Regions from separate parts of the Homo sapiens genome. Here region 1 is linked to region 2. A link is an interaction called in ENCODE POLR2A ChIA-PET data of the cell type or tissue named here. Cell type or tissue: PC-9. All regions are shown on one strand.

Region 1 (8,000 bases), 130 kb before region 2:
TAAGGAAAAAACAAACACAGTCAAAAGAAACAACATAGGAAAACAATATTAAGATAAATCACAAAGGACAAGTTTCCGTACCATAAAAAAGGGTATATAAATCATTTTGAAAATCCAACTATTCACTAGAAAAAATGGGTAACATACATGCAGAGATAATTACCCCCCAAAAAAGAGATACATGTGTCTTAAACCCATGAAAAGATATTCATTCTCACTATAATAAAAGAAATGGAAATTACTATTTTTTTTTCTTTTACTAACAGCAAAGATGAAAAAGTTTGATAACATGCTGTTTTAAAGAGGGCAGTTATGGGGAAATAGTCACTCTCACGCATTGTTGGTAGGAGTGTAAATTGGTACAATATCTACAGAAGGCAGTTTAGCGAGAGCTATCAAAATTTAAAACATACATACCTTCTAACTTCGCAATTTCACTTTTTAAAATGTATTCTACAACTATATTTTACAGATAGGCCATATGACACATGTAAAGATATTCACTGCGGTAACAGTAAAATATTGGTAGCAAGCTAAGCGTCTCTCAGTGGACAGCTAGATAAATAAATTATGATATAGCCATGAAAGGTAATACAATTCAACCATTTTTTAAAATGAGACAGCTCTATAACAACAAATAACATCCACGATATATTAAGAGAAAAATCAAAATGTAGAACAGTGCTAATATTTTTGTTGAAATGGGGAGAGTCATTTGTACTGAAGAGTACAAATACTTTTATATACTTAGAAAATTTTGTGAAAAGGCCAGGCATGGTGGCTCACGCCTGTAATCCCAAAACTTTGGGAGGCCAAGTTGGGCAGATCACTTGAGGTCAGGAGTTCAAGACCAGCCTGGCCAATGTGGCAAAACCCCACCTCTACTAAAAATACAAAAATTAGCCAGGCATGGTGGTGCGCACCTGTAGTCCCAGCTAGTCAGGAGGCTGAGGCAGGAGAATTGCCTGAACCCGGGAAGCAGAGGTTGCAGTGAGCTGAGATCATGCCACTGTACTCCAGCCTCAGTGACAGAGCGAGGCTGTCTCAAAAAAAAAAGAAAATTGCACAAGGGCGCAAGAGAAACTAGTTCAGTGCATTCCTCTAGGAAAGAGATTAGAAAATGACTGATTTTCACTGGGTACACACTTTTTTACCTTCAAATTGTGTACTACATAGGTGGTATTATGCAACAAATTAAATTCAAAAATAATTAAAAGTTTCCATAAAAACAAAGAGAGACAGGTTAATAGTAAAATATTACGGCAAAAAATATAGGGTTCTCAGCTAAGTCTGCTTAGGTTCAACCTACTGTCATACTTAAACATCTAAGTGAGACTGAGTGAACTTAACCTCAACAAACTTCCATTTCTTCTTCTGTATCACACATAACAATGGTACCAAACCATATATGGTTACTAAAAAAAAAGACTAAGGGAATGCACATAAAGATTCTTAGCACAGGCGTGGCTCATGCCTGTAAGCCCAATACTTTGGGAGGCCAAGATGGGAGGAACTCTTGAGGCCAGGCATTTGAGACCAGCCTGGTCAACAACCCTATCTCTGTATTCAAAAAAAAAAAAAAAAGATTCTTAGCACAAACTTACTGGCACATGGTAATTATTCAATAGAGATTTGTGCTTCCTTGTCAGAGGGAGAGGTTTTCCTATTGTTGTTTGCTTTTGTTTTGTTTTACTAAGAAACAAACTTAGTAAAAAAAAAAAAAAAAATCTTTATCTACTTAAGATAGAGGTGGCAGAGAAGGGAAAGGAGAGAGATGCTAAAGCAAAGTCCTGAGGAGGTAAGGGGCTTGGAACTGCATAGAAAAAGGGATACTTTTATTATTCAAAGAAGCAGAAAAACTAAAATGGTAAGAACAGATTCTGTTAAACTTCTAGATTAGCAGCAAGAAATAAAGGCATTCCCACCAAGCAGAAGAAGAGACAAGGTCATCTGTTGAGAATGAAGAACAATGTGGCAAATCCTGAGGTCTTGAAGAGCCACTAACGGTAACAAGAAAGGCACCTGACTGGGTCTGGAGGAAACTGCTTTATATCAAGAATTCCAGGAATGTGTAGCACCATCAGTTGGTTTCACCAAACAGTTGTGTAACTTCCCCTGTAGGGTTTTATAGGCCAGATACGGGACAAATAATATAGATGGTCAGACTTAAAATAGTGGAGAATTCTGCAGAGTAGCTATTATGGAAGGGACATGAAAGTCTCTGAAGAGAAATAATGATGTAATAACATTAAGAGTACTCTGAAAGGGATCATAGCAGCATTATTTACAACAGCCACAAAAGGGAAACAACTCAAATGTCCATCAACTGATGAATGGATAAACAAAATGAGGTACATCCATGCAATGATGCATTATCCAGCTATAAAAACAAAGGACTGATACATGCTACAACATGGATGACTCTTAAAAACATGCTAAGAGAAAGGAGCTAGTCACATAAGACCAAATATTGTATTATTCCATTTATTTGAAATGTTCAGAATAGGCAAATCCAGGGACAGAAAGTAGATTAGGTTGCCAGAAGACAGAGGGAGAGGAGAATTGGGAGTGACTGCTAATAGATACAGGGTTTCTTTTTGGGGTGAAAAATATTTTGGAATTAGATAGTGGTGATAGTTGTACAACACTGGGACTATACTAAAAACCATGAATTACTCACTTTGAAATACTGGATTTTATGTTAGGTTAATTTTATCTCAACTTTTTTTAATTACAAAAAAGAGGAATACATTGAAGTGTATTTAAAAATTATCTGAGCAGCCATAAAAAAGAATGGGTTCATGTCCTTTGCAGAGACATGGATGAAGCTGGAAACCATCATTCTCAGCAAACTAACACAGGAACAGAAAACCAAACACCGCGTGTTCTCACTCATAAGTAGGAGTTGAACAATGAGAAAACATGGACACAGGGAGGGGAACATTACACAGCGGAGCCTGTCAGGTGCGGGGCAAGGGGAGGGAGAGCATTAGGACAAATGCATGTGGGACTTAAAACCTAGATGATGCGTTGATGGGTGCAGCAAACCACCATGGCACATGTATACCTGTGTTACAAACCTGCACATTCTGTACATGTATCCCAGAACTTAAAGTAAAATTTAAAAAAAAAAAAAGTGATCTGGAATATCACAAGCGGATAGTGAAAGACCAGAGGTAGGGCTGAAGAACAAAAGCAGTAATGAGGCTGAGAACTGGAAGGACTGGAGACTCAACTCAGAAAGTAGGATATCAGCATTCCAGATTTCAAAGATTAGAACCCTGGGTGATGAGGCACAGAACATAGCCATGAAATAGGTATCAGAAGTAGAACAGAGGTCACCATCACAGGAGTTACAGAGAAAATGAAATTGTCATACAGCAGAACCACATATACGCTGCAGCTATCCAGGAGGAAGGACGGACTTGGCAATGAAGAGGGAGGGAGGCAGAAAGAGAGAAGACTGAGATTTTGCCAGCTGTCAAAATACTTGTTAGATGACACTGATAAATGAGATTCTAACTGAATAATATAAACCTACAAAGAGGGAAGATTTTTACCTACAACAAGATTAAATGTCAAGTCCATCTAAATTATCAAACTAATATCCCTAATTCATTCAACAACTTTTTACTAAGCAATTACTATGTCATAGACACTCTGCCAGATGATAGGAATACAAACAACTTATCTGCTGACTATCCTTGAGTAACATACTCTCCAATTCTTGTTTTTTCATGCGCAAATTAGGGATATCAATTTTGCAATATTGCTATAATAATAAGAAATAATATAAGTAAAACATAAGACTTTGTATACACCAAGTACACAAAACAAATGAGGGTTTTTTCTTTTTCTTTGGAAATGGGGTCTTGCTCTGTCACCCAGGCTGGAGTGCAGTGGCGCACGCACACAACCACGCCAGGGGCACCATACCCAGCTAATTTTTGTATTTTTAGTAGAGACAGGATTTCACCATGTTAGCCAAGCTGGTCTCAAACTCCTGACCTCAAGTGATTCGCCTGCCTCGGCCTCCCAAAGTGCTAGGATTACAGGCGTGAGCCACCACTCCCAGCCCATTTTTCCCCTTTTTAAGGACAATCTCTCTTCAAGGAGCTAACAGTCTGTTGAAGAGACAGCATCATTGTTTATTTAGAATTTACCACGTGCCAAGAACTGTGCTAAGTACTTTACATGTATTATCTCATTTTAGTTTCATAATAATCCTATGAAATAGACACTCTTATTTTCCCCATTTTGGAGAGAAGAAACTGAGGCACAGAAAGGTTGAAGAGCTTGTCCAAGGCCATATTGCTAGTAAATGATAGAGCCAGACTCAAACCCAGCAGCAGCTCCAGGCTTTGTGTTCTTAACTACCAGGTTATGCTACCACCCAAAACTATAATATTATAACAGCTTAAATCAGAGTACATGCAAGAAACAATGCAACAGAAGAAAAAGAGCCAATGTTTGTGTTCTTAACTACTAGGCTATGCTCCCCACCCAAAATTACAATACTATAACAGCTTAAATCAGAGTACATGCAAGAAACAATGCAACAGAAGAAAAAGAGCCAACATTTGGTAGTACTTGGCTGAGATTTAAAGAGTATCTGCTCAATGGGGAACAAGCATGCCAGTCAGACAATGCAACACATGCAGAAATTAAGCCTAGATGGCAACTATGATGCACTATGATGCTGTCAATGACAGAACACCTGGCAAGAATGGATCAATAATTGAACTCCGTAGAGCAATGCCACTCATAAAGCCTTATTCACCACAAAGAATGAACTACTGGTGGCATACATTATAGGCAAAGTCAACAAGCTAGTTTAACCTGTCCCTGGCATGATTTACAATGATACTATAGGTGGAACTTGCCCTGCACAAAGCTATGAAATCATTAACCTAGACTTGGAGCAACCCCTCCACCACCCACATTAGTCCTTCACTGACACTACCTTCAATAACAACCACTTCCTCCTCTCAGCCTCTCTTCTCTATGCTAACTCCCCATAGTTTCTAAAATAAAAATAATAGTTAATAGATTAACAATTTGAGCTGGGCATGGGGGCTCACGCCTGTAATCCCAGCACTTTGGGAGGCCAAGGCGGGCAGATCACCTGAGGTTAGGAGTTCGAGACCAGCCTGGCCAATATGGTGAAACCCTGTCTCTACTATAAATACGAAAAAATTAGCCAGGTGTGGTATCGTGTCCCTGTAATCCCAGCTACTCAGGAGGCTGAGGCAGGAGAATCGCTTCAACCTGGAAGGTGGAAGCTGCAATGAGCCGAGATCACACCACTGCACTCCAGCCTGGGTGACAGAGCAAGAATCCATTTCTTAAAAAAAAAATTAAAAATTAAAAAAAAAAAAAAGAATTTGGAAGAGGTACGAAATATAAAAGTAACTATGGAACTTTAGTGCGAGGGAAAACAGTGATTTTTTTAAGCTGTCAGGTTTCCATGTGTCTTGGTAGCCCTTTGGGTAAGACAGACTCTAGAACGGGCTTATAGTTCTTAGCACTCAATGTCGATACTTCAATAACTTGTTTCAGATTTGAATCTTTTGGTCTGAAGATTCTAGCAGTGTGTGTGCCCTACCCCAAGTGAATAATACAAAGGAAAAAAGAATCCACTCATAACAGCAAAATAATCAGCAAAAACACTGTCAGTGGATTCTATCTGTTTAGGTATTTTAAAGTCTGAGGTGTCCCACCACAGTGTTTCATATGATTTACATGTGGTTCTACCTTATTACCTTACTCTTATTTCATGTATATAATACATATGTAATAATATATGTATCACTTATGTATATATAAGTAATAAGATATCCTTCTTATACCACTCTGTGATTCTAGAAGGACTTGCCCCTCTACATACTCTCTCATAAATCTTCCATAAAATCAAAACTATATTTTCTGTTGTCTACTTTGAGAATTTAAAATTTTGTTTTAAAGAGTACTTGAAAATAAATGTAATGCCTCAGGGTAAAAAATAAAATAAAATAAAATAGTAATAAAAAGCCAGACATGTAATTTTTAAGTAGAAAACGAAGGCATTTTCAAATAATCTCCTTATCCAAAATTAAAATATTAATTTTTACAAAGACTTGCTGGAAGCCAGCTAGCGTTCCTCAGAACCTTTCCCAGTGGCAGGTGCTCCCCCAACGCGGATCCTGAAGTGCAGTGATGCGCAAGAAGAGCGCTGAACTGATCATAAAGACAGAGGGGCCGGGTGCAGTGGCTCATGCCTGTAATCCCGGCACTTTGGGAGGCCGAGGCGGGCGGATTGCCTGAGCACAGGAGTTCGAGACCAGTCTGGCCAACACGGTGAAATCCCGTCTCTACTAAAATACAAAAACTTAGCCAGGCATAGTGGCGTGAGCCTGAGGTCCCAGCTACTTAGGAGGCTGAGGCAGGAGAAGTGCTTGAACCTGGGAGGCGGAGGTTGCAAGTGAGCCGAGATCGCGCCACTGCACTCCAGCCTGGGTGCCTGAGCAAGACTCTGTCTCAAAAAAAAAAGAAAAGGGGTTCTAGCCCTGGTTGTGCCTCTTCTACTTTGTGATTTGAAGCAAGTCCTCATCACTTCCTTGGGCTTTGGTATCCTCAGCTATAAAACGGGAGTAATAACACTTGTCCTATCTAACCCTACAGGATTATTGTAAAAATTAAAAGGATACTACTATATATTACAGGGCTTTAAAAATTATACAGTACTATACAAAAATAACTTATCTCTAAACATCTTCTAAAATTTTGATGTAATTTGTTTACATATAGAACTAAATATAGTTTCTAGACTATTTATATTATATAAAGATGTGTGTTTCATGGTTTCAAAACATTTGAAAACCTTCAGCTTAATATATTTTATATCCTTGCTACTCAAAAGCGTGGTCCATGGGCCAACAGCACGGGCGTCACCTGGAATCCGGTTACAAACACAAAATCTCAGGTGTCTCCAGCTACTGAATCAGAATCTGTTTTTTCACAAGATGGGATCCCCAGGGAAGATCCCCCAGGGGTTCCTAAGCAAAGTTAAGGTCTCAGGAGCACTACGTTACACAGCAATGCCATTTATAATTATAATTATTAAACTAGAAAATTATTTTCAGAAAAGGTATTTCAAATATATACATCTGATTTATCTCCAGAAATTTAAAGAGAAACATGTAAATGAGCAGTGGTTTCAGAAGTATCTAAACAAATGGATCGGAAGCTGTCTTACTCATTCTACTGCTTCTGCCTACTATATAGCAAACAGTGTTTCTTGGACAGACACCAAAAAAATCATCAATAATATAGATGGAGGGAATCAATGTACATTTACCCTTCCATAAAATATGACCATACAGATTACTGAGTATCTATAAGTATTTCTGGTATTAGCTTAAAAATGGAATTAATATTTTAAATTGTATTTACATTTGAACGTGGCCAGACCCAAATTTATACAATGGTCAGGTTATATATGAAATCCATTAAGCAACAAAAAAGAAAGATGCAATCTTTTTGGTAGAAAATACAGAAAAAGCTTCTCTTTCTTTTTTTTTTTTTTTTTTGAGATGGAGTTTCACTCTTGTTGCCCAGGCTGGAGTGCAATGGCACGATCTCAGCTCACAGCAACCTCCACTTCCCCAGCTCAAGCGATTCTCCTGCCTCAGCCTCCCGAGTAGCTAGGATTACAGGCATGCACCACCACACTAATTTTGTATTTTTTTAGTGGAGATGAGGTTTCTCCATGGTGGTCAGACTGGTCTCAAACTCCTGACCTCAGGTGATCCGCCCATCTCAGCCTCCCAAAGTGCTGGGATTACAGGCGTGAGCCACCACACCTGGCCCCAGAAAAAGCTTCTAACAACATAAAGGATGTTTAGTGAGCTTTGAAGTCAGACATGGATTTGAATTCCTGCTCTGGCACTTAGATTAGACTTTACACAAGCTACTTAGTGTCTCTAGTCTTACTTTCCTCATGTGTAAAACTGGGATAATAA
Region 2 (8,000 bases):
CTACCTGAGACTGGGTTATTTATTTAAAAAAGAGGTTGAATTAATTCACAGTTCCACAGGCTTAACAAGAAGCATGACTGGGAGGCCTCAGGAAACCTACAATCATGGTGGAAGGCAAAGGGGAAGTAGGGACATCTTCACATGTGGCAGGAGAGAGAGAGAAAAGGAGTAAGTGCTACACACTTTTAAACAACTAACTCTCCTGAGAACTCACTCCTCATCACAAGAACAACAAGGGGGAAATCTACCCCCATGATCCAATCACCTCCTATTGGGTCCCTCCCCAACAATGGGGATTACAATTCAATGTGAGGTTTGGGTGGGGACACAGAGCCAAACCAAACATATCGGAGATCTTCATTTGGTACGAAGAAAATCCACATAAAACTCTGATAAATGGCAGTGGCTTGCTAGCCCAGCCTTCTCAGTCTCACCTACCAGAAAGGCCTCCTGAGAATGGCTGCAGAGGGTGAATGTCTTCTTACTCCTTCCTTGTTCTTGCAAAGCAGCGCTCCCTCTCTGCTCTGCACACCTAAGCTTGAAACTCTTTAAAGGCAGGGAAATAATCTTATGTGTGTATTTCCCAATTTAGCTTGGCACAGTGCCCTATGATAAAATGCTTATTTTTCAATTGAGAGTGTCTTTTACATAGGAAGATAAAAACATAGAATTCTGACGCTAAGTAATTGCTTATACAGGGATACTTCCAAGACCAAGAAGCCTAACTAAACGAGAATGTAACTAAACTTTGCTTCCTATGTTCATTTCATTAGTCTATTATTGGTAACACTTTTTCAGACTGAACCATTAGAACAAGGCATACTGAAAAGCTGCTTATAATCCTCTTTGCTTAATAAGTGAGGTCAAATGATATTAAGATATAAAAGATTAGCCTGCAGAATCCTCTTCTAGTTCTAGTCAACACTGTCATCAATCCACACACAATTAAACAGATAGGAGCAATTTATAGGCGTTATCTTCCAGTTGCAACAATTCCCATTGGTAATAGAACTGAAATGCCGAACACTTGGCAGACTTTACTGAAAAAAATTTCAGGTTGGGCAGTTGAGATAAAATCATGACTAAACACTTGCCAAATGCATCCTCACTCACCTACTCTCAGCGTTACCTCCCCCAATAATTCCTCAAATCAAAAACCTGATGAGTCGAATCCCAAAACCACTTTGCTGGAGTAACCAAGTTTGGGGGTATGAGCCACAGACCAGAGACACTTGTTATCTGCTCTTCTATTTTCTTGACGGGTAGCAGACGTGCTCTTGTCAACCAACTATGCAAAGAGTGGACAGCGAGTGTAAGACATTCCAAAAATCTGCTTGAGCAGCAGGTCTTTGGAATACTAGTCTATCAGTACAAAACCACTGCAGCTTATAACCAACCACAACTACACATTAATCTGTCCTGAATATATATTTTGCAGTTTCTTGCATAAGTTACCAAAAAGTAAAATCTTATGTTTGGCAAGTTGTATCCGATCCATCAATACCCTGCAGTTATTGCTACCATGTCTTCCTTCTTTCACTGATAAACCATTCTCTTCCTCTTTTAGGAGAAAGTCCAAGTTTGATATATGAGAGACCCTGGCCTATTGCCCTACTTGGGATGTTATTTGATGGACAAAATGGGGTGGTTACAGTGAGATATGTTTGAAAAAGGTAAAACTAAGTTTTAAATAGGTTCCTATAAGCAGGACTGCTCAGACTCCTTATTATGATAATAATGTACATAAGTCTCCAAGAGGCTGGGGAATAAAGTACACAGTATGTGCGAGGCTTGTTTATTGCCTCATTTTCACGGAGCATGGTGTGGGATAAGGGTTTCATGGAACACACTGGGCAATCCTGTGTTGGGTACATGTTGGCTTTTATAGGCTGACACGGTCCTTGACTTGTTAAGATGGATTGTATGAAAAAAATCACGTTCTGAGCTTGAAACAGCCTGCTAAGAAACAAACTTGCAAAACACAACCAAATGACATGCATTCATCTCCAGCCACTGGCTATTTGTGCTTTTGAGCGATTTTTCCTAGATGGCACACAAACTGCAAACAAAATTAAGTTATTTCCAATTTTTCAGATTTTAAAAAACCCCAGAAGCTCAAACACCTGAAAAATGCTACTCCTAAAGCATAGTTATGGATCAATAATCCATATACATTTATTTGTAAGGTACAATTTCTAAAATGTTTTCTACATCAAAAAATGTATGAATAAAGACCATGAAATTTAGTTAGGTTTGGATTTAAATCCTATCATTTAGCATGTGTGAGGCACTGAAATGATTAATAAATAAGTTGACCAAGAGCACTTTCCTCACTTACAAAGTGTAGATAAGAATGCTTGCCTTTGTGTGGTGGTTTTGAGGGTTAGATGTAAGGGACTGAGCACAATGCTACTAAGACTGAGGAAACTACTCGGCCACAGCGTAATCCATGATCCACTCCTGGTATCCAGGGCAAGTGGTCGATGGATTATGGTCTTGAGATAGCTAAGTAACAATAAAATAAAATCCACACACAGGCAATTGTCATATTATTGTATTTTATTACAGTACGTGTAGTGTATACTAACTGAAAGGGAAAAATGTAAACAAAACCAAAGTCATGGGGAAAATGGCATCTTGCTTTAATCTTCAACTGAAAGTTACCTTAACAATCCATTTACACCATTATGTCAAATTTTAGTCATCTCTGCAGAATTTTAGACAAATGAAAACAGACAAGGTAACACCAAATAGTTAAGCACAGAAAGTGATACTGATTAAAAAGTTGAAAGTAAAATCTACCTTGGCTAGAACTGAACATTCAGATCTGTCTCTCCAGAGGAAAATCTAACTTGAATCATAATGGTTCATATTTTGACTAGTTCATACCCTATCAATTACCTACTTATGACTTGAACATACCTTTTCTCAGCTGCATGTGACAGCCTAAAACCCCACTGAGCATGCTGCTTGGCATGCCTTACTCCTCTGAAATCATCATCTACTTTCTAAAAACCAGAAAATGAGTTTGTGATTTAAATTTCAAAAAATAGTTTGTAGAAAACACAAAAAGAATCAACTGTTTAAAGTCTTATCCTTTTCTTCACTCTATGACAGCTACTTCTACAAAAAAAAAAAAAGAGTATGTGGGTACTTTCTAAGAACTCAGAAACAAGAAAACCAAAATCAGAGGGTGCATGAATATATGTGCACGCACATGTACAGACTTAATCTCTACATCCCCCAAGACAGATTTAAACAGGTAATCCCAACATTTTAAATTCAGAAACCAGAGACAAACAGTTTTGTTTCTAAATCAGTGGTATTCCTAGCTGAAATGTTTAGAATACTGCACTCACAGTTCAGCAGTACTTTGATTATATATCTCATTCAAAAAATCAAAATAATGGCCACATTCTTCTAACAGCAAGGAATTCTCCCACTTTTTATTTATTTTCAAATACTGCTGTTTCCATAAACCTGCAAGTGGAAGATAAGCTGTTCAATAAAAGCCTTCTTTCATATATGTATCTATATATAAAATATACAGACGTTATTTTAGAAGTCTGTTCATATAACAGATTATTTTGGTACTAACAAAAGTTGTACACAATTCATCAATTGTATGGCTAGAAATGAAACCATAACTAAACCAAGACACACAGGGCTTTCCTGCACTTGGTTGAAGGAAAAAATTCCACCTAATTCTTACTGCGTTAGAAGAATAAAGCACGTTTGTCATAGTACACATTATCGTAGTCCCTTAAAGCAGGGACTATTTAACAATGTCCAGGCTTACTTCTGTCTGTACATTCAGGAATAATCATATCACTGGTTACATACAATTCTCATGCAAAGAAAACCCTCAAAAAACAAACAAAAAAAACCCTCAGTTAGTTGTTTTCTTAAGTCTAATTAATCCAAACTAATAATAGCCATTTAATTAGCAATCTGTAAATCAGAGAGGTATAGAAATTCAGCAGCTAAACTGTATTTCCCACCTATAGCACTGCTGCTACTCAAACTATTTTCTTCACGTATTAGAAGAATTCATAGGCATTGATGGTCAAAATAAGAATTTCAACATAGCAGCAAATGACAGAAGAGTGAGAGAAAGAGCTCCTAATGTGGTGACAGTCTTAATGATCCTTTAAAAGGTAGAAGATTGTGTGCGTATGTGTGGAAAGGAGTAGGAAAGAAAAGCAGGAGGTTAAGACAGGTATTTAAAGGGAATGGCGAGATAGCTACATTAGAATATTTATTTTTTTAAAAAACTGCTCTGAAGTCTGCCCAGTGTACCAAAAACATTAAAAAACAAAAACAAACAAAAACCCCCCAAAAACAAAAAACAGAGCAGACATTGGTGAAAGTTTAACCTGATAATTTATTTGTGGGGAAAAAAGCTAGTTTTGATGAGAAAAAGTTCAGTCCTTTCCTTGTAAACACAAAGAAACTCAACAGGAATTTTAAAAATAGTAGGTCAGAAAATGCAACAGTAACTCTTATAATTCTTTTCAATTAAACAGACAAATCAAGTTGAAGACAAGTGTTAAAATACTATTCAGCCTAAATATTTATCAGTCTATATATCCTGTTGTTCAATTGGCTTTTGATTTTTAAAAAAATCAAATCAATAAACTTTGTAAGAGCTACCACATTTCAAGTGATGAAAATAAATTAGTTCCCCCCCAAAGATATTGTTTAACTTCTAAAGCATAAAAAGCTCTATAATATCTTATACAAATTAACCAGTGTTTTTACAAAAGTAATGCAGTTTTGGACTGATGATATTACACTGTATTTGTGGTAAAGTACTAGGCACAAGAATATATATATCGATTAGGCATTTTCAGTCTAATCAGTCTCTAAGTTTATCATTTAATTCTTGGCAATATATAATAACTGGTATGCATTTTGGTACTTAAGTCATGAATTGTGAAGAACAAGAAGCAACGTACTATAGTCACAGGGTTTACATCTAACAAACAATTGCAGTGTTGAACAAATCTCGTCTATGAACTTCGTAATTTGTTTTGCTGTTGGTCACTTGGAGTAGATCCTGCAAAGATAAAAGAAAAAGTCAACATAATTTGTTATATGTTGTCAACCCTGGCTAAAGTTCCCTTCTATTAGCATGCATGACAAGCAAATATAAAAATTTTAAAAACAAATAAGGTATATTTCATGTAGGCTGATTTAGACTGAAATTGAAGAATCTATACACTCCCCTAAATAGTCTAAAGAACAGAAGTGTCTACTTGCTGATAAAACAAACAGGTTTCAGATTGAACATTTCTGTAAGTCACAGGTGGAAAGGTAAGAGTTTACGACAACTCCAATATCCAGAGCTATAAAAAGATACATATTTATTACCTGAAAGCTATAAAATATCACCTAAGAGTCCAAACATGTCATTTTCTCCAATGAATTGTGTGAATGGGGGAGGAAAGGGGGAAGGGAGGAGACTGGCACTGTCCCAAAACTAATGGGTTCTATAGAACTTAGAGATCTGAAAAGCTGGTAAAATGTTAAGGGCCCAAAAAGGGTAGGGGGTAAATAAGGTACTTATTTCCCTAAGTCTTATCCTATTCTTGTGGGTTTTATAATGCTAAGCAGGATATACTCCTTTGCAAGGTGTACTTCATCTCCAGTGAAGAAAAATCAGGCACTGACCTAATACAAAATTTTAATCCTCCATTAAACTTAAACAAAAAATATATTTATGTACTAAATATGTGAAATGTAATATCTTATAAGCAGAGACGGACAAAATGCCATAGTTATTTTTCAAAAGAAATGGCGTTAAAACAAACAAACAAAAAACGCTGCCTCTATAACAAAAAATAAAATAAAAATAAAAATGGATAATAAAAACATGCCACAGCTACTATGTAAGATGAAGTTTGCTCAAGTTAAATATAAGTTAAACAGACTATGGGATATATAATGGAAATGAAAGGCTATATGAAATAGACTAAAAGGTTGAAGCATATTACGGAATAACAAAAAGTACTGTAATCCTGACACTATGAGACAGCAACTCATCAGGCTGTATCATAGAATTATTCATATTTAATACTATGCTTACCAAAATGGTAATACAATAATTATTTAATTTCCTAAGACTTAACCATTCTGGGCACCACAAATAACATCAGTTACGCCTCCACTGAAAAGTATGAAGTTTGTAAGTACAAGGAGTAGGTGGTGGGCACAAAAAATCTCCATTAGTGATGCAGAAGATTCACTTCATTAAATACCAGAGTAACAGTTCATAAAAAATAAATAAAACCTATTTCCTATGACAGATCAGGAGTTGCTAGGCTGCAGGGGCTGGGTGTCTAAGACTTAAAAAAAAAATAAAAACAAAAACAGTTAAATAACTTGTCAATCCAACAGTCAAAAGAATCCGTATTGGAAAGATATGACATACTTTGTATCTAACGGGATGTAAAACCAAATCTTCCATACTAAAAACATGTTTCAGGCTGGGCGCGGTGGCTCATGCCTGTAATCCCAGCACTTTGGGAGGCCGAGGCGGGCGGATCACAAGGTCAGGAGATTGGGACCATCCTGGCTAACATGGTGAAACCCCATCTCTACTAAAAATACAAAAAATCAGCCAGGCGTGGTGGCAGGCGCCTGTAATCCCAGCTACTCGGGAGGCTGAGGCAGGAGAATGGCGGGAACCCAGGAGGCGGAGCTTGCAGTGAGCCGAGATCACGCCACTGCACTCCAGCCTGGGTGACAGAGCGAGACTCTGTCTCAAAAAAAAAAAAAAAGTTTCATTTAAAAATTTTAAATTTTAGATCGTTATGACAAATACAACATGACCTAAAATATTCAAAACAAAATATAGCTTAATATGAAGACAAACATCCTTGCCTAAAGGCAAGTAAACCATAAGAAAGCCATATAATAAAACATATGGTCTAAAATCAAATCAACTCTAGGTATAAAAACTTTATTATTCTGAAATTGGCCATGCGGGTTAAAACTTTAGAAACATTTGGTATAATAAAGCGAATCTCAGCAAAATTTTCTGTTTTTTCACAAGTTTAAAGCAAAATAAAGTACATTATCTTAGGCATAGACCATTACAAAAGTCTCAGTGACATTTTCCAAACATCTAACCTTGATTTGATTCTTCCGTATTCATGCTTTCTCCATCTGCAGTCTCTAACATTTCTTCATCTTCATCATCATCATGTAGGTCTTTTGAAATTAATTGTCTGGCTAGTTTGATATTGAGTCCTTCATTGTAGTGAAGCTTCCTTTTCATTTCAAATTGTCGCTTTTTTTCTATAAGATGCAAAATGTAAACTTAGGAAGTTTGAGCTCAAGGATTGGCCCATGCCTGTTTTATAAATAAAATTTTATTGAAACAGTGATGCTCATTTGTTTTTGTCATGCTTAAGGCTGCTTTTGTGTTCAATGGCAGAGTTGAGTAGTTCGTAATAGAGACCACTGGGCCCTGCAAAATTTAAAATATTTACTATCTGGCATTCATCTCAATGGAAGAACAAGAATATATCCAGCCATTAGAAATTATATTTGTGAAGAAAGATTAAAGCTATGGGAAAATTATCCAGAAAGAGTTAAATGGTGACAAAAGAGCGAGTTACAACACCATATACTATATTTACTATGTACAATGCCTGTCACATACACACACAGAGAGAAAAATAAGACTCAGCAATTAACAGTGTTTAATTCTGAGTCAAGGAACAATGAAGTAGTTTTAATATTTTATTATTTTCTATTTTTATAATTAAGAAAAAATCCTTTAAAACAATTCTTACCTGTTAAGAAACTGCCATGATTTAAGACATTGTTGGCTAAAAACGTAACCTCATTTTCAGAGTAATTTTAAGAAAAACGTATTATAAAGTAATGGTGAAGTGACTCCAAAATATTTCATTTTAGTCTTCACCATAGAAACATAAAGCTGGCAGCAACACAACTGATCACACTAGAGCAACTATTTATGAATACATAAT

Evidence for each region. ChIA-PET counts read pairs that join two places held together with the same protein. Peaks named below come from ENCODE experiments on the same cell type or tissue, not always from the same donor. Only the 100,000 strongest peaks of a DNase experiment are listed, where the experiment ranks them.
Region 1: POLR2A ChIA-PET joins it to region 2 with 13 read pairs; 6 of 35 experiments call an interaction of 5 or more read pairs at or near these places.

Annotation. Positions count from the first base shown.
Region 1 is chr3:195,383,679-195,391,678 of GRCh38, forward strand. The region is part of intron 2 of ACAP2 (ArfGAP with coiled-coil, ankyrin repeat and PH domains 2); the gene reads right to left. Among named protein-coding and RNA genes, the nearest start is that of ACAP2, 55 kb to the right of the region's middle. In PC-9, no CTCF peak of the experiment used is centred here; DNase peaks (open chromatin) are centred at 1,493, 2,073, 3,253 and 4,743; H3K27ac peaks cover 1,775 bases.
Region 2 is chr3:195,511,884-195,519,883 of GRCh38, forward strand. It overlaps PPP1R2 (protein phosphatase 1 regulatory inhibitor subunit 2), which reads right to left. Exons shown (of 6, transcript NM_006241.8): 5 at 7,135-7,302; 6 at 2,545-5,059. The coding sequence ends at 5,013. Among named protein-coding and RNA genes, the nearest start is that of PPP1R2, 27 kb to the right of the region's middle. RefSeq lists a silencer at 4,955-5,155. In PC-9, no CTCF peak of the experiment used is centred here; no DNase peak of the experiment used is centred here.